Linked DNA regions of Homo sapiens: region 2 is linked to region 1. Evidence: read pairs that join two places in POLR2A ChIA-PET (ENCODE). Cell type or tissue: Panc1. All regions are shown on one strand. Links, peaks and the distances in the headings refer to the core of each region. The heading gives the core; the rest is flanking DNA. Region 1 holds the start of LOC105371791 (a long non-coding RNA gene). Region 2 has its middle 41 kb from the start of LINC01180.

Region 1 (8,588 bases), core at 174-8,173:
GGAGAAGGGGCCTAGGTAGGGGCGGTGGGGGGATATTTTTTCCTGGAGAGAGAGGGGAGGGAAAGGTTGAGGTCAAGATAAGGACCAGGTCATACAAGAACCATTTTCCAGGCAGGGCACGGTGGCTCAGCACTTTGGGAGGCCAAGGTGAGCAGATCACTTGAGGCTAGGAGTTTGAGACCAGCCTGGCCAACATGGTGAAACCCCGTCTCTACTGAAAATACAAAATTAGCCAGGTGTGGTGACAGGTGCCTGTAGTTCCAGCTGTTTGGGAGGCTGAGGCACAAGAATCACTTGAACCCAGGAGGCAGAAGTTGCAGTGAGCCGAGATCATGCCACTGCACTCCAGCCTGGGCGACAGAGCGAGACTCCATCTAAAAAAAAAAAGAACCATTTTCCAAACCAAAAATCATCAGAACCAGCGAGAGTATACTTGCAGGGGCTATGAAATTGGGGGTGTGAAATTAAGCCTGCCCCAGAATGATCCAAGCTATGAGGTCTGTGCCCCAAGAGTGACAAGCAATTGCCCAAATCCAAATACAACCTAGGAAGACAGAAAGAAACTGTTGGCGCCCCTGCCCCCACCCCCACCCCCTTGGCCTCTCTCTCTTCCTGTCTGAAACATTCAGTTGAGGTGGCCTCCAGGGCACACGCTCTCCCAGCCCTGTCTGGGCTGCATAACTGAGTCTAAGAAACCTGTGAATGGGCTTTGGGGAGTTGAGGGCAGGGGTTGGAAGCAGAGGGAAGATGGAGACACCAGCCAAAAGGACAGATGGCACAGAGCCAGAGGAGCCCCTCATGCCTGCCACACTTCCCCAGACCCTGGCCTTCTGCCCACTGTCCCCCTAGCATCCCTCCTCTCACCTGGACCCAGTCTGGGGCTTTGATGTGAGTCAGCCAGGGCTGTCAGTGCCCAGGGATGCCAGGCAGTGTACCAGTGGGGGAACCCTGGGGAGGGGACCAGGGAGGAGAGGCTGCTGGAGCTGGAAGCCGCCTTAGGCACGATGACCTCTTTGCAGGGGCCTCTCTCTCCAGCTTGTATAACACAGCTCCTGCCAAGGGTGGTATAGAAAGGCACAGAGCCCACAGCGGGCTGGGGAAGGCGGCTGAAAAGGCAGCTTAAGGGCTTCCTGCTGGGTGAGATGGATTAGGGGCCTGTGAGGAGGGAGCCGGGCAGTGAGAAAGGCACCGGCCCAGCGCCAGAGCCCCTTGGCCAAGACCCTCTGGGAGCAGGAGGCCCTAGGTGTCTGGCAGGAGGCAGTCAGATCAGCATCCTCCACTTGGCCGAGGGGCTGGGAGGATGGGGATCCAGCCGGAGCGACACACAGGGATGGGGAGCTAGACCCCGGGGCCCCCAAAATAGAGGGGGGAAGGAACGGAGGAGACATTTCTCGATGAAGAAGTGGACTTCTAGCAGGAAAAGGGAGGAGGGAAAGAACTGACTTGCCCAGCGATTCTATCCGTGTCATCCCGCTGCCTCTCAGAGTGAAGGTGTCATCCCAGAGGTTTTCTGCTGGGAGGGGAGGGGACAACCCTTCCTATCCTCCAGCCAGCCCTCTGCTTCTCAAGGACCCCAGTGTGGAGCTGAGAGAAGGGGACCCACATGGTCCTAAAGTTTCCACACAAGCACTGATTTAGGAGAAGAGTGCAGGTGGCCACTAAGACAAGCTGTGCTATTGAGAAACCCTGGGTGATACCTTGGACGGTGACAGTCTCCGGCTGGTTTTGCTCTGGCCTTGGGCTCCATTTGTCTAGTCTGTGAGATGGGATCCCTGAGGCCACACCATGGAGTGGGATGAGCATTGGCAGAGGTGTCAGGGGATCTGACTTAAGCTCTTGGAATCTTGATTTTTTTCACCAAATATAGAAAAGAAGAGTCTGTTCCATTGATTAGATAGTGTATCATTAAGAGATGACATGTGGCCCAGCGTTGTGGCTCACGCCTGTAATCCCAGCATTTTGGGAGGCTGAGGCGGGTGGATCACTGATGGTCAGGAGTTTGAGACCAGCCTGGCCAACATGGTGAAAACCCGTCTCTACTAAAAATACAAAAATTAGCCAGGAGTGGTGGTGGGTGGTAGTCCTAGCTACTCAGGAGGCTGAGGCAAGAGAATCACTTGAACCCAGGAGACGGAGTTCGCAGTGAGCCGAGATCATGCCACTGCACTCCAGCCTGGGCGACAAAGTGAGATTCTGTCTCAAAAAGAAGAAAAAAGAGAAAGAGATGTCACGTGCATTGTGGAAATTGCAAAGTGTGATATGGACATGAGGTATCACTATCCCTGAAGTGCTTGTGTGTGTGTATCCATCCTTTTGATAGATGTTCCAGGGGAGGGGAGGGGACACACTGAGAACCAGGGACTGCCATACGGGATGCGTTGCATCTTTCCATATCTTCACAAGGATTTTGAGAGGATGATATTGTCCCCATTTTACAGATGAGAAAACTGAGGCTCAATAGCTGATATAATTTGCCCAAGTTTATAGAAGCTCATAAAAGGGGGCATCTGAATTAGAAAGCAAGATTCTTGGGTCTCTAACAGGTTATGTGGCCCCAGGGTCTGGAAGCATTATTCGTAGGTCCCTATGTTTAGAGCAAAGATTTCCCCAAAGGTATGAGTCCTTCTTCTCCCTCTAGTTAGGCTCAGTTAGGAACTAACTTGGATTCACAAAATCCATCTCCTCAGAGTACAAAGGTTAGGGAGGGTTTGCAAAGTGGGTGAGAAAGTCTGAAATGGGCCCAGATGACCAGATAAGATACATGGCCAATGGGGACATTCTCTAGAAGGGGATCCAGGGATGGGTACTTCAGCCTCAGGGCATCCGTGGATCAGAGCTGCCCCGTCTCCCATCTCAGCGGGGCCAGCCCCCTTCTTTGTGCTCTTTTTTTTCCCACAGTCCAGCAAGGGGGGTACTGGGATCCCAGGCCCACCCCCTCCTGCTGGGCAGCACCCCATCAACCCCCACATAAAAAGCTTGAGAGTGGAGAAGGAGGGGGGCATTCTCACTCTGAGGAGGCCTCGGCACCCTTCTCCCTTTCTGGGGAACAAGAAACTTGCTGATGGCTTGGGCCCCTTCCCCAGCCCCTGGCCCCAGCCCTGGCTCCCCCAGACAAAAAGCTGCTTTACATGAGAAGAGCGGGCTGGCCTGGCCTTACCCGGGCACTCAAAGAGGCGGTAGCCCCTGACAGCCGCAAGACTGCCCCTTCCCCCACGCCGAGGCCTCGTTTAGTTGCAATTAGCAATTCTTTGCATATCCCCCCACGGGGCTGAGAGGGACGCTCGCCCTCACCTCCCAAACCCAGCCTTCAACCTTCCGAAGCCTCCCAGCCGCGGCTCCCATCACTCTCCCCTCTCCTCCCTCCTCCCCAGTCTCCTCACTGCCCCACCCCCAGCTCGCAAACTAGCTCATCGGCTTCCTGAGTTCTCCAAAGAGGGAGGCACCCAGAGGGGCCAAACCTAGGGTGCTCAGGGTCAGGGTGGGGGTGACCCCCTCCTCGATCCACACTGCCCCTTCCCTCCTCCTTTCCCACTTGCCACCCCCTCTCCAAATCAGGCGTAGCTTTTGGATCACTGGGAGGGGAAAGATAGAGGGAAAAGACATTTTAAGAAAGAGACCTGGGGCTCACGCCTGTAATCCCAGCACTTGGGGAGGCCGAAGCGGGCGGATCATGAGGTCAGGAGTTCGAGACCAGCCTGGCCAACACGGTGAAACCCCGTCTCTACTAAAAATACAAAAATTAGCCAGGCATGGTGGCGCACACCTGTAATCCCAGCTACTTGGGAGGCTGAGGCAGGAGAATCGCTTGAACCTGGAAGGCAGAGGTTGTAATGAGCCGAGATCGTGCCACTGCACTCCAGCCTGGGCGACGGGGGAAACAAAACAAAACAAAACAAAACAAAAAACAAAACAAAAAAAGAAAGAAACAGATCTGAGGGTGAATTGGTGGTGCAGAGATTCGGGGTGCTTGAGAAGGGGAGGAGGCTCTGTCTCGGAGGGAGTCGGGGACTCACCTCTTCTCCCCAGGCTGGTGGGCCTCTCCTTCATTCAGAAGGGCTTCTCTGCAGGGCTGGGGACCTAGAGCCCTCTGATGCCACACCAGCCAGGCAGTGGTAGGGTGGTGCAGCTTTGGAAAATGACTAAGAGGAAATAGAACCCCAGAGCTCTTGTGTTTAGGCTCACACAAATCCACTCCTCAGTATTTGGTCCACCTGAGGCGGGCGTGGGGGTGGGGGTAGGGGAGGGGAGGGAGAGTCAGGAACGTCTTCAAGCCCTTGATCCACATTAATTTTCCCCAGGGCCCTCCCCTCCACTCCCCCAAGTCTCCCGTGGACTTTTCCTGACCCCACCAAGGGGAGCCCCCGGTACAGCGGGTGCTCTAGAGCTGGCAGAGAGCAGGGGACCAGCCAGGCCTGCACTCCCCACACCCGTAGGACCTTCCTTTCCCTGTGGACTGAGACCAAGCATCCCTGGGGGAGAAGACCCCTTCTTTCAGCAATTCCATCCTTTAATTCTGCCCTGGCCTTAAGTGGGGGTCTGTGGGGAGTGGGGTATGATGTGCAACAAACACTTGTGGTCTACCTGGTGGTTAAGGGGCAGAGCAAGGCAGAGGGACTAAGCCCCCTCCCCTAGGGTCATCTCAGCTCCAAGTGTGGCTTTTATGGAGGACTCAGGGATTCCTGGCTGGTATGCTGCTGGTGAGGGGCATCTCCTAGGGGTCTCTAGGATTTATGGAAGGAAGAGGGCAGGACTGATTTAGAGGCATAGCAGAGGCTCATGGTTGAGCTGAGATGGGCTGGGTTATTTGGGGTAGTCCTCTCCCCATTTTAAGTATTGTAGTGTACCCTGCACTAGGGGGTGGGCAGGCATGGCTTAGGTTTAAGAGATAAAGGAGAAAGATCTGGCTCCTTTTGAGAGGTGAAGCTAGCTGGACTTTCTGGGTGGAGTGGGGGCTTGGAGAATTTCTTGGCTAGCTAAAGGATTGTAAATGCACCAATCAGCACTCTGTAAAAACGCACCAATCAGTGCTCTGTGTCTAGCTACAGGATTGTGAATGCAGCAATCAGCACTCTGTAAAATAGACCAATCAGCACTCTGTAAAATGGACCAATCAGCAGGATGTGGGCAGGGACAAATAAAGGAATAAAAGCTGGCCACTCCCCCCATCCCCACCCCCACTCCCAGCCAGGAGACCCAACCCGCTTGGGTCCCCTTCCCTGCTTTGGAAGCTTTGTTCTTTCGCTTTTCCCAATAAATCTTGCTGCTGCTCACTCTTTGGGTCCATGCCATCTTGAAGAGCTGTGACACTCACTGCGAAGGTCCACGGCTTCATTCTTGAAGTCTGTGAGACCAAGAACCCAAGAAGCCTGTAAGACCAAGAACCCATGGGAAGGAACCAACTCCAGACACACTTTTAACAACCTGTGATGGGCTCTCAAAACTCACATCTTAGGCTGGCGTGGTGGCTCACGCCTGTAATCCCAGCACTTTGGGAGGCCGAGGCGGGTGGATCACGAGGTCAGGAGATCGAGACCATCCTGGCTAACATGGTGAAACCCCGACTCTACTAAAAATACAAAGAAATTAGCCGGGCATGGTGTTGGGCACCTGTAGTCCCAGCTACTCAGGAGGCTGAGGCAGGAGAATGGTATGAACCCGGGAGGCAGAGCTTGCAGTGAGCTGAGATCGCGCCACTGCACTCGAGGCTGGGCGACAGAGCGAGACTCCGTCTCAAAAAAAAAAAAAAAAACCTCACATCTTTGGAACCTGGCCTGACATCTCAGAACCAGGGAGAAAACTGCAGATTGACTCTCAAAGAAGGGGTTCATTGGAGGCCTCAGGTGTTTCTGGAGAAGTAATCACTCATGATTATTTCCTAGGGAATTTGCCTCCCTTTCCCTTCAGAAGTCCCCAGCCATTGTTTGGGAAGAAAAAGTGCCATTTGTTTTTCATTTTTTTGAATTTTTAATTTTTAAAATATTTATATTTCATTTAAAAAAATAGAGACGAGGTCTCACTATGTTGCCCAGACTGGCCTCGAACTCCTGAGCTCAAGCAATCCGCCTGCCTTGGCCTCCCAAAGTGCTAGGATTACAGGCGTGAACCACTGCACCCAGCCTAAAAGTGCCCTATAAATGAAAGAAGGGATGTAAGTTCCCAGCTGGAGGTGAGGGGGTGGAAGAGGTAACTAGGAAAGTGGGAACTGAGGTCCTAGCCGGTGGGAGAGAGGCGCCATCTCGGGCTTCCTCCTCCAAATCTATCCCTGAGGCTTTCAGTACAAGCCTGGATTCCAGTTCCTCACCAGCGCCGGGCGAGGCTGGGCTTCTGGACCCCTGGGACGCTGCCTCATTCAGCTTGCTGAGAAGCTCCGGGTCTCTGGACCTGTGAAGACCTCGTGGCCACCCAGCTGCCCTGGGAGGAAGGAATTGAATGGGGGTCAAGTGTTGGGAGGTCTGGACAGGAAGCAGTTGTGAGCCAAAGGCAGGAAATGCTCCTTAGGAGCTGTCCTCCCACAGCTAACCTCCTCTGAGAAGATTGTTCACCACCCTCCCCTCCAGAGCAAGGAAATGAGGACAGAGGGAGAATGAGCCAGGGGCCCTGCCACTCACTGCCACCTCCCATTCCTGCTCACCAATTTCTGTAGTCTGTCCAGGTCCAGACCCTCCCTAGCCTAAGGTGTCTGGAGCTCCATCTGGCTGACAGCCCCTCTGTCTGGCCCCACAGTCAAGGCCCTCACAGTTTGTGGTCAGCAGGCCTTGTCTCCCTCCACTCACCCAGGAGCACTGGGCACCCAGCCCCACTGCTGGCTGGCCTTGCCTCCCTGGCCTTTGCTGTTTTGGCCTTCGTGTTTCCCTCTGCTCTTCTCCCCAGGGCAGAGTCCCACAAATCTTTAGAAATACAGCTGGAACCTGGAATCCGCTGAGACAGCTTCCCTGAAACTCTCTCCCTCAGGAGTTCCCGCCTCTGAGGTTCCTACACCAAGTTGTTCTCACTTCTTAAAACACAGACCACATGTTCCCCTGCTTTAGAATATTCAAATGATCCTGTCTGTCTTCCACTGAGCTGAGAGTTCCCAGAGCAGCTCTGCCCCACAGAAATAAGATGGAAGTCACAGATGCCATTTAAAATGTTCTATCCAGCCTGGGCAACATAGTGAGATCTCACCTGTTAAAAACAAACAAAAACCTACATAAAAGTTAGCTGGGTACAGTGATGCATACCTGTAGTCCTAGTCCCAATGACTGAGGAGTCTGAGGCAGGAGGATAGATTGAGCCCAGGAGTTTGAGGCTACTGTGAGCTATGGGAAAATTAATTTTTTGAGACAGGGTCTCACTTTGTCACCCAAGCTGGAGTGGAGTGGTGTGAACACAGTTCACTGCAGCCTCAACCTCCTGGACTCAGGCGATCCTCCCCCGCCCTCAGTCCCCACAAGTAGCTGGGATTGCAGGTGTGTGCCACCATGCCCAGCTAATTTTTGTATTTTTTGTAGACACAGGGTTTCACCATGTTGCACCGGCTGGTCTCGAACTCCTGAGTTTAAGCGATCCGCCCGCTTGGCCTCCCGAAGTGTTGGGATTACAGGCATGAGCCATCGTGTCTGGCTAAAATTAATTTTAATAATATATCTTATTTAACCCAATAGATCCAAAATACTATCATTTCCACGTGTAATCAATATAAAAGTTGTTAATGCTATATTTTACATTTTTTTCAAAAAGTCCTTAGAATTCAGTGTGTATTTTGCACTTTCAGCACATCTCAACTTGGATTAGTCCTGTGCTCTACAGTCATGTGGCTGGTGGGTAGTATATTAGCACAGTTCTAGAGAACAGGGATGGAGCCCTGTGTCTATACTTACATTAAGTCCAGATAATGTCTTGTTTAAAAAGCCCAGTTGTTTGGCCAGGCATGGTGACTCACACCTGTAATCCCAGCACTTTGGTAAAAGGTGAAAGATTTATACGATCTGAAGAGAAACCAGACTATACTCCCAGCACTTTGGAAGGCCGAGGTGGGTGGATCAGCTGAGGTCAGAAGTTCGAGACCAGCCTGGCCAACATGGCAAAACCCCGTCTCTACTAAAAATACAAAAATTAGCTGGGGGTGGCTGGGCGCAGTGGCTTACGCCTGTAATCCCAGCACTTTGGGAGGCTGAGGCGGGCAGATCACCTGAGGTCAGGAGTTCGAGACCAGCCTGGCCAACACGGTGAAACCCTGTCTCTACTAAAAATACAAAAAAATTGCCAGGCATGTGGTGGGCACCTGCAGTCCCAGCTACTCAGGAGCCTGAGGCAGGAGAATCGCTGGAACCCGGGAGGCAGAGGTTGCAGTGCGCTGAGACTGCACCATTGCACTCCAGCCTAGGCAACAGAGTGAGGCTCTGTCTCAAAAAAAAAAAAAGCCCGATTGTTGGAATCAGACTGCTTGGGTTTGAACACTGGCTCAATCACTAGCTGTGTGACCTTAGACATGTCCCATAACCACTCTGTGCCTTAACTGTCTCCTCTGTAAAACAGGCCTAACAACTCTCATAGAATTGCTGTGAGGATTAGGTAAAGAACTTAGATCAATGCCTGGCATACAGTAG
Region 2 (8,588 bases), core at 446-8,445, 70 kb before region 1:
TGCTCATTTTGGCTGCAAGTTGAAAAGCAACATGGTATTGAAGCAAGAGTGAAAACAGGAGACCCTTTAGGAAGCCGTTGAGCATTCTGGATAACAGCGGATGGTAGTGACTGTGAGAATGATTTTACACTCTAGGAGGCCAAGGCGGGTGGATCACTTGAGGTCAGGGGTTCAATACCAGCCTGGCCAACATGGTGAAACCCCGTCTCTACTAAAAAAAAAAAAACCTACAAAAATTAGCCAGGCATGGTGGCACGCCTCTGTAATCCCAGCTACTCAGGAGGCTGAAGCAGGAGAATTGCTTGAACCCGGGAGGTGGAGTTTGCAGTGAGCCGAAATCGCCCCACTGCACTCCAGCTTGGGAAACAGAGCGAGACTCTGTCTCAAAAAACAAACAAACAAACAAACAAAACAAAAAGAAAAGGAAAAGAAAAGAAAATAAATAGAAAAGAAAAGAAAAAGAATGATTTGAGAGACATGGAGGAGGCATCAATAACAGAACCTGGGGACTGATTGGACATGGGGTATAGGAGAAGAAGAAGGACGACACTCCAGAGAGGAGATAGTGCTTCAGTGTGCCAAGGAGGAACAAAAGGGGAGCCAAGTTAGGGGGATGGCGGGGTGGTCCGCGAAGATGGGCCACCAGCAATGCCGTCCCCTCATGCGCATGCTGCTCCGTTAGTGCATTTTCTGTCTCCTTAAATCCAGGGTGGAGCCGGGCACCTGATTACATGCCTGTAATCCCAGCATTTTGGGAGGCCAAGGCGGGTAGATCACTTGGGTTCAGGAGTTTGAGACCAGCCTGGCCAACATGGTGAACCCCATCTCTACAAAAAATACGAAAAATGACAAAATCCAACAAAAAGTACATCTCTACAAAAAATATGAAAAATGAGCCAGACGTGGTAGTGAACACCTGTAATCTCAGCTACTCGGGAGGCTGAGGCATGAGAGTGGCTTGAACCCAGGAGGCAGAGGTTGCAGCAAGCCAAGTGCGCCACTGCACTCCAGCCTGGGTGACAGAGTGAGACTCTGACTTAATAAATCAATCAATCCAGGGTGGCCTGTGATTTGCTCTGACCAATGGTGGCAGCAACACTGATGCCCTGACAGGTGAGGTCTAGGTCTTTTTTTTTTTTTTTTTTTTTTTTTGGAGACAGGTCTCTGTCACTCAGGCTGGAGTGTAGTGGTGTGATCATAGCTCCCTGTAACCTCCGCCTCCCAGGCTCAAGTGATTCTCCCACCTCAGCCTCCTGAGTAGCTGGGTCTACAGGCCTGTGCCACTACACCTGGCTAATTTTTCTTTCTTTTCTTTTCTTTTTTTTTTTGAGACAGGGTTTTGCCATGTTGCCCAGGCTGGTCTCAAACTCCTGGCCTCAAGTGTTCCTTCCACCTGGCCTCCCAAAGTGTTGCGATTACAGGCGTGAGCCATCGCGCCCAACCTGAGGTCTAGGTCTTAAGAGACCTGACAACTTCTACTTCTTCCCTGTTGGAAGCCAGTCACCATGTAAAGAGGTCTGGCCACCCTGGAGGAGAGGGAGCTATAGGGAAAGAGAGCGAGGGAGAAGCACCAGAGGATGAGAGACTATGAAGGAAAAGAGAGAGCCCCAACCAGCCCCCTTCTCCTCCAGCCGTCCCAGCAGAGGGGCCAGATATATTTGTGAAGCATCTTGGATGCTCCAGAACCAGTGTGGCAAGCTGTCCACACTGAATCTTGCCCAATTTGTAGAATTGTGAGCAAAGAAAAACTTGTATTATTGGCTGGGCGTGGTGGTTCATGCCTGTAATCCCAGCACTTTGGGAGGCCGAGGCGGGCAGATCACCTGAGGTCAGGAATTCGAGACCAGCCTGACCAACATGGTGAAACCCCGTCTCTACTAAAAATAAAAAATAAAAAATAAAAAAATTAGCCAGGCATGATGGCACATGCCTGTAATCCCAGCTACTTGGGAGGCTGAGGCAGGAAAATTGCTTGAACCCGGGAAGCAGAGGTTGCAGTGAGCTGAGATCGTGCCACTGCACTCCAGGCTAGCCAACAGAGCAAGACTCAAAAAAAAAAAAAAAAAAAGAAAAAGAAAAGAAAAGAAAAGAAAAACTTGTATTGTTGTAAGCACTCAGTTTTGGGGTGGATTATTTACTCAATAGATAACTGAAAAATGAAGGGAGTGGGGAGTAGAGGAGAGAGGCTTTGGGTTCAGTTTGTTGCCTTAGGGTTCTAGACCTCAGAATTTCACAACCATGGCCGGCTGCTTCCCTCCTTTCCTGTTTCCTTGCTAAGCGTCTACAGCTTTGTAGTCCAGAGCTTCAGCCTGGGAAGTTCAGGCATCTGGTCTGCTGTTTCTCTGGTGCCCAAATAAACAGCTCTAAAATTCAATAGCATGTTGATGGCTCTGTTTCTTTGGTCAGTCTATGGTAGGTTCCAGTCCACCTTTGGTTTGGGGGAAGGATTTTTTTTCCTCTGATTTGATACCCCTGGGAGAAATGTTATTTCTTTGTATTATTCAGCTTCTATTAATAACACAAGTCTGAATACAAAGTAGGTGTTCACGAAATGCCAGATGAACAGCTAGATGAGGCTCACTTGGATAGAGTCCTAAATGGGGTCCAATTCCTGAGTTCCCGTCCCACCCAGAGCCCTTCAGTTTCTCCATGTATGCAAAGGAGGTCTCACCTTACTGTTTCCCTGCAGCTCAGGAGCTGGTCCCATAGCTGGGGGTGGGGTGGGGAGTGGAGATACAGATCAATGATGAGTTAAAGGGCTCAAATGCTGTCAGAGTGTCATTCCCTCTGTGCCTCCATGGGGAAATGGCCAGAACTGCAAGGAAGCAGGTGATGTGACATGCATGGGCAGTGTGATTGATGGGGACCAAGACCTGGAGCGGTGGGTCTGCATTCCTTGGCCTGCAGAGGCCTGAGGAGGGGCCGCATGTGTTTGCTGTGTGCACGTGAAAAAAAGAGAGTAGAGAGTAAACAGATCCTTGTTGTTTGGCTCAATGGCCCTCTTCCCCTTCAACCCAGGACGGCCGCCAAGAGCTCAGCCAATTGAGATCACCTGCCTTTATCTGTCTCCATGTTGTGGTGTACTTGGTTTCCCTGCAGAACGGGACTCCCCAAGACAGGGAGCACACCCCTTTCTCAATTTCCTCTTCAGGGCCAGAGAGACTAGGGACCCTCTACGCAGTCCCTATAGGCTGCTCTTGGTGGCCCCTCCAGAGCCCCTTTCTTGCAGCTCTGAGAGGATGTAGCATCCTCCCGTGTCCCCCAACCCAGCTGTCATCACAGTGGAATCCAAGAAGGGACTCAGGAGAGACTCTTGTCCAATCTTCTCTTATTCAAGGGAAGGATACTGATCAGGGAAGTGAAACATCCAACGTCCTGGCTGGTCTCTGGCAGAGTTGAGGCCAAGACCTATGTTTCCTAACTCCCAAGTCAGTGCCTCAGCTGCCCGCACAGCCTCCCTCAGAGCTCTCGCCTCATCAACCTTTTGTTTTTTTGAGACGAAGTCCTACTCTGTCGCCCAGGCTGGTGTGGAGTAGCGTGATCTCGGCTCACTGCGACCTCCACCTCCCTGGTTCAAGCAACTCTTCTGCCTCAGCCTCCAAGTAGCGTGTGCCATCACGCCCAGCTAATTTTTGTATTTTTAATAGAGATGAGATTTCACCATGTTGGCCAGGTTGGTCTCAAACTCCTGACCTCAAGTGATCTGCCCGCCTCTGCCTCCCAAAGTGCTGGGATTACAGGCGTGAGCCACCACTCCCGGCACTACCTCTCTTTTGTTTGTCCTCTACTTTCTCTTCTCAGCCTCTCTCTGGCGCATGCCCCGTGGGAGGGACACTTGCAGCTTCGGGGAGGGGTGGCCAGCAGGCAGCCTTTCTGAGTGAGCGTGGAGCTTACGGCGTTTTTGAACACAGAGAGGCTGACGTGCACTGGCACACGCACACACACTGCCACATCCACATGCAGGTGCTACTTGACTCAGCTGCTTCCGCTTGGCCAGGGAGACACAGGCACACACACAGCCACACACACCTCTGTTAGGTGGCGTGCTCTCCACTAGTCCCTGCTCAGATGGACCCTGGCACCAACAGGAGTCATGGGACTCCTTCCATGGCCTCAGCCCTTGGTGTCCACAGCAGGCGTAACTGGGGGCAACAGATCAAGGACAGATCAGGGACAGTGGAATGACTGACCCCTGTAGCCTGGGATCTGGGAAGACAGGTTCAGAGCCATCATCCTCACGGGCTCATCTTTGTCCACTTAGGATTCCTCCCACTGGGGCCCTGAGTGTCACTCCCAGCTGGATAATGGGAGGGTGAGAACCCCTACTTTCCTTCTTCCTCTTGCTCCCTTTGCCACCCCTTCCCACTGCTTGATAAGAATCTGTTTAAACTAAGCTGCTGCCAGGCCATAGACTCCATGGAGACCCAGCTGGATCTCTTAAAACACAAGGGGAGATGTTTATCTTTTCTCCTAGCCCTGCCTGGGTTACCTCCTCCTGGCACTGCCAGCCAAGGGCCCTGCCTGGTGAGACAAATTAGGGAAGACCAAGCTGGGCCCTGGCACCTAGGCTAAGGGTGTGAGCAGTGTTGGGGGAGGGGTGGGCCTGGCAGGCGGGGGAAGGGCAGGTAGGGAGGTGTCCTTTCAGAGTTTACTCACCTCTTCCTGTCCCCTCACCTCCCACCCCAGCCCCAGTCACTCCACTGCCCCCCACCTCTGGAGAAGCTGAATTGGGATTCGATCCCCAGCCAGTTGCTGGAGTTCCGGAGCAGCTGGCCCAGGCCTTGGGGGAGGGGGCCAGGAATGCTGGGGCTGAGGCCTGGGCCGCCCCAGACAGAGCCGGCTCTGAATTCTGGGAATGTTTGTGCAGCTGGAGCCCATTAGGGGAGAGAGCCAGGCCGCTTATTAATCCCAGCCTTGTTCCCCGGGAGGGGCCAGGGCCCTGCACACGAGTAGAGGGGGAGAGGGCTCTGCTAAGGGAGGCCAGCCCCCAGCCCCCAGCCCCCAGCCCTCAGCCCTCAGCCCCCTGCTTGGTGGAGTCTCAGACAGGAGCTTGGAGATCTGGGGCCCTGCACTTCACTTGCATGGTGCACATGTGTGTGTGGGTGTATGTACCCACATGTGTGTGGGGATGAGTGTGGAGGCAGGGGTGTGGGCACAGTGAGGGGGCAACTGGGGTATGGGGAGGTACAGAGGGTATGGGGGGTATGGCAGAAAGCGCTCCTACATGGAGAGGCAGGGAGCACATGGTGGTCCTGGGAGGTGGTGTGTACACTCCTCAGGGATCCCCACCTGCCCCCAAGAGCTCCTGCTGCCTGCCACTCTGGCTAGTGGGAGAAGAGGAGAAGGAGGGGATGGATTTGTGTGGCCCAAGTGTTGAATGTGTGCACAGATTGCTGAGGACTGAGTGTGGAGGCAGGACCTCCACGTGGAGCCATGGGGGTCATGTCCTGCAACAGCTACAGGGGACGCCATCTGCCCTGACCTCAATGTGAGGAGCACAATCCTGGGGTTGTGCAGTGTATGACCTGCTCAGCTACACACAGTGCTCCTGGGAGTAGGCTGGGAGTCTGGGGGCCTGAGTTTGGTTCCAAGCTGGCACTGCTGTAAGATGTGGCACAAAGGGTGATGACACTGAAACCAAATGTAGGCCTGGCATGATGTTCCAGCTCTTCTGAATAGCATGGGGCCTTGCATCTATTTCTTTTCTTTTCTTTTTTTTGAGACAGAGTCTCGCTCTGTTGCCCAGGCTGGAGTGCAATGGCACGATCTCGGCTCACTGCAACCTCCGCCTCCCAGGTTCAAAAGATTCTCCTGCCTCAGCCTCCTGAGTAGCTGGGATTACAGGTGCCCGCCATGACACCTGGCTAAATTTTTTGTATTTTTAGTAGAAACAGGGTTTCACTATGTTGGCCAGGCTGGTCTTGAACTCCTGACCTCAGGTGATCCACCCACCTCAGCCTCCCAAAGTGTTGGGATTACAGGCGTGAGCCACTGAGCCCAGCTTAATCTCTCTGAGCCTTACTTCCTTTATCCACAGATGGGCATTGGGTCTGTCCTATGTACCTCATAGTAGTGTTCTAACTTGGTGCCATGGAGGGTGGCAGAGGAAGCACCGCTTGCCCGCCTGTTACATGTGTGTTCTCAGGATGCCATCTTGGCAGCGACCTGTCTCCTGTCAGGCCCAGCGCCGTGTGATAGACAGCTGTGGGGGGATGCTCTGGTACATCTGGTACAGAGCTGAGGTCCCCTTGTACTTACTGCTCTCACTCAGGCCCTGCCACATCTCCAGCTGGGGGCTAAGACTGTTAGATGCACAGGGTGATGATACCAGAAAGGTTCCAGGAAGAATTCTACTGGAACTTGGGAAAGTTGGGACCTGTGACGAAAATCCCAGCACCCCGTTTGGGAAACAGGGAGGAAGACGCCATGACCATTCCTTAGAGAGAGGGTTCGCTTGCACGGCCTCTGCTGAACTGCGGTCCAACCCTTCCTGGGAGAAGGTGTGACTTCGGGCTGGTATATTAGAAGGAAGGTCAACGCGGGACAGGGGCGGGGTGGAGGGTGGCTTTGGAGAGACAGTCATCGGCCTTAGCCATCCCCAGAAGCCTTGGTGAAGGAGAAGAAGAAAACCCTCTCCTCTAACCCCTTGTTTCCACAAGCCTCCCTTTGTTCAGAGGGTCAGCTTAGGTATGGTGAGTTCTCTTCAAAACTTCAGAGAGGATTTCCCTGGAGGGTTGGTGGAACAGGAACCACAGAACACCAAGGCTGGTGATTACTGAGACAACAAATGGAAATCTCGGGATGCGCAAAGAATAAGAGCTGTCCGAGAATCCCCAATCATGTCCCGAGGTGGTAGTCCCAGTGGCTTCAAATGCCAGCGGCATTTCTGTCATAGGTGGTCTCTGAACCAGGCACTCTGAGGGCCTCCTCCTGTTAAAGTCTAACACCAGGGCTGTCTCAGTTGAAGAGAACTGCGGAGGTGGGAAGGAGACCCACAAAATTCTGGAGGCTCAGCTCCTGCCTTCAGGGAACCCCAGTCTAGTAGGGAAGACAGTCCCTGACCTCAGGAAGCTCCTGTTCTAACCGAAGGGAGACACCATTTGTCCTCTAGGAACGCCCAGTGTGATGGTGGAGACATACCCTCTGTCTAAGAAACCCCCTCATCTGATGGTGAAGGCAAGACACACAGATGCACACACACACACACTCTCTCCCTCTCTCCCTCTCCCTCTCTCCTACGACACAGAGAGTTTTAAAGATGAAGTGGGCCGGGCGTGGTGGCTCACACCTATAATCCCAGGACTTTGGGAGGCCAAGGCGGACTCCTGAGGTCAGGAGTTCGAGACTAACCTGGCCAACATGGTGAAACCCCATCTCTACTAGTAATACAAAAAAATTAGCTGGGTGTGGCACATGCCTGTAATCTCAGCTACTTGGGAGGCTGAGGCAGGAGAATTGCTTGAACCCAGGAGGCGGAGGTTGCAGTGAGCCGAGATTGCGCCATTGCACTCTAGCCTGGGCGACAACAGCAAAACTGTCTCAAAACAAAAACAAAAACAAAGACAAAAGATGGAGTGAATGTGAGATAAACTAATGGATCAAGTTCTAGGCAGTTGTGAGTAGTGGAATGAGTGATAGGGGAGAAGAAATGAGGCGTCCACTGGGGCAGCTCCCTGGAGGAAGATCTTGTGTGATGGCGTGGGCTGCAGTAGTGTGGGCTGCAGTAGTGTAGGCTGCAGCTTTTCATTGAACAGTTACCCCTGGCTACCTTTCCCCTCTGGGTGAGGTCTGGAAAGAGCATTGGCCTGGGAGATCAGGTTTGTGCTGGGCTCTGACACCAATTTGCTGTGTGACACTGAGCAAGACACAACCTCTCTGAGCTTGTAAAAGTCATGAGCTGATCCCTCAGATCCCTTCCAGCTCCCACATCCTAGACTTCCTGGCCCCAGCCCTTTCGCCCCCGCTTCCTCTCCCCCAGAGCCTCCCCACCGCTGCCCTTCCTCTTGGCCTTCCATTTGGTCTCTCCTGGGGCAGGTGGTCCAGGCAGCTGCCTGGCCTGTGTGGCGATGGGATCCCACCCACAGCGAGGGGTGGTGTTCGCTGGGAGTGGCTGTGACCTGAGGAGCTAGGTTTGGGGCTCAGGTTGGGGGTTCTCGGGTGAGGACCTGACTTTTGGCAGCTTTTCCCAATGCCCTCCAGAAGAGGATATTTGAGGGGAGGGAGAAAAGGGTTCAGGAGATGTCTTGGTTCAGGCTGTGGTGGGTCTGGGTTCCTTGGGGAGGCCTGGGAGGAGCAGTCATGGAAGAACGGGTTGAACTCCACTTCCCCTGAGCTTGGGGACATTGGGGCCAGCATTGGGCCAGGGTGGTTGCTGCAGCTGCTGGGTGTGCTTGTTGTGAGGGAGTTGGGTGAGGGGGTGGGATGTGGATTGGAAGGGACAGCTGGGTCTGCAGGAAGCCTTGCCTGACATCCCTCCTGAGACGCTTCCTCTCCCATCCCCACACTCATGGACGAGAATGAGGGGGGTACTCTCCACCCACCCAGAACAAGAGGCTAGACAGAGACTGGGGAGAGAATCAAGAGGGGCT

What was found. ChIA-PET counts read pairs that join two places held together with the same protein. Peaks named below come from ENCODE experiments on the same cell type or tissue, not always from the same donor. Only the 100,000 strongest peaks of a DNase experiment are listed, where the experiment ranks them.
Region 2: POLR2A ChIA-PET joins it to region 1 with 10 read pairs; 10 of 35 experiments call an interaction of 5 or more read pairs at or near these places.

The regions. Positions count from the first base shown.
Region 1 is chr17:44,534,578-44,543,165 of GRCh38, reverse strand. LOC105371791 (a long non-coding RNA gene) reads right to left here and starts at 6,926. Exons shown (of 3, transcript XR_934779.2): 1 at 6,774-6,926; 2 at 6,302-6,411; 3 at 5,309-5,341. RefSeq lists an enhancer at 2,408-3,402. In Panc1, for the core only: no CTCF peak of the experiment used is centred there; no DNase peak of the experiment used is centred there; H3K27ac peaks cover 6,781 bases.
Region 2 is chr17:44,604,749-44,613,336 of GRCh38, reverse strand. No RefSeq gene overlaps it. Among named protein-coding and RNA genes, the nearest start is that of LINC01180, 41 kb to the left of the region's middle. RefSeq lists an enhancer at 5,289-5,900. In Panc1, for the core only: no CTCF peak of the experiment used is centred there; no DNase peak of the experiment used is centred there.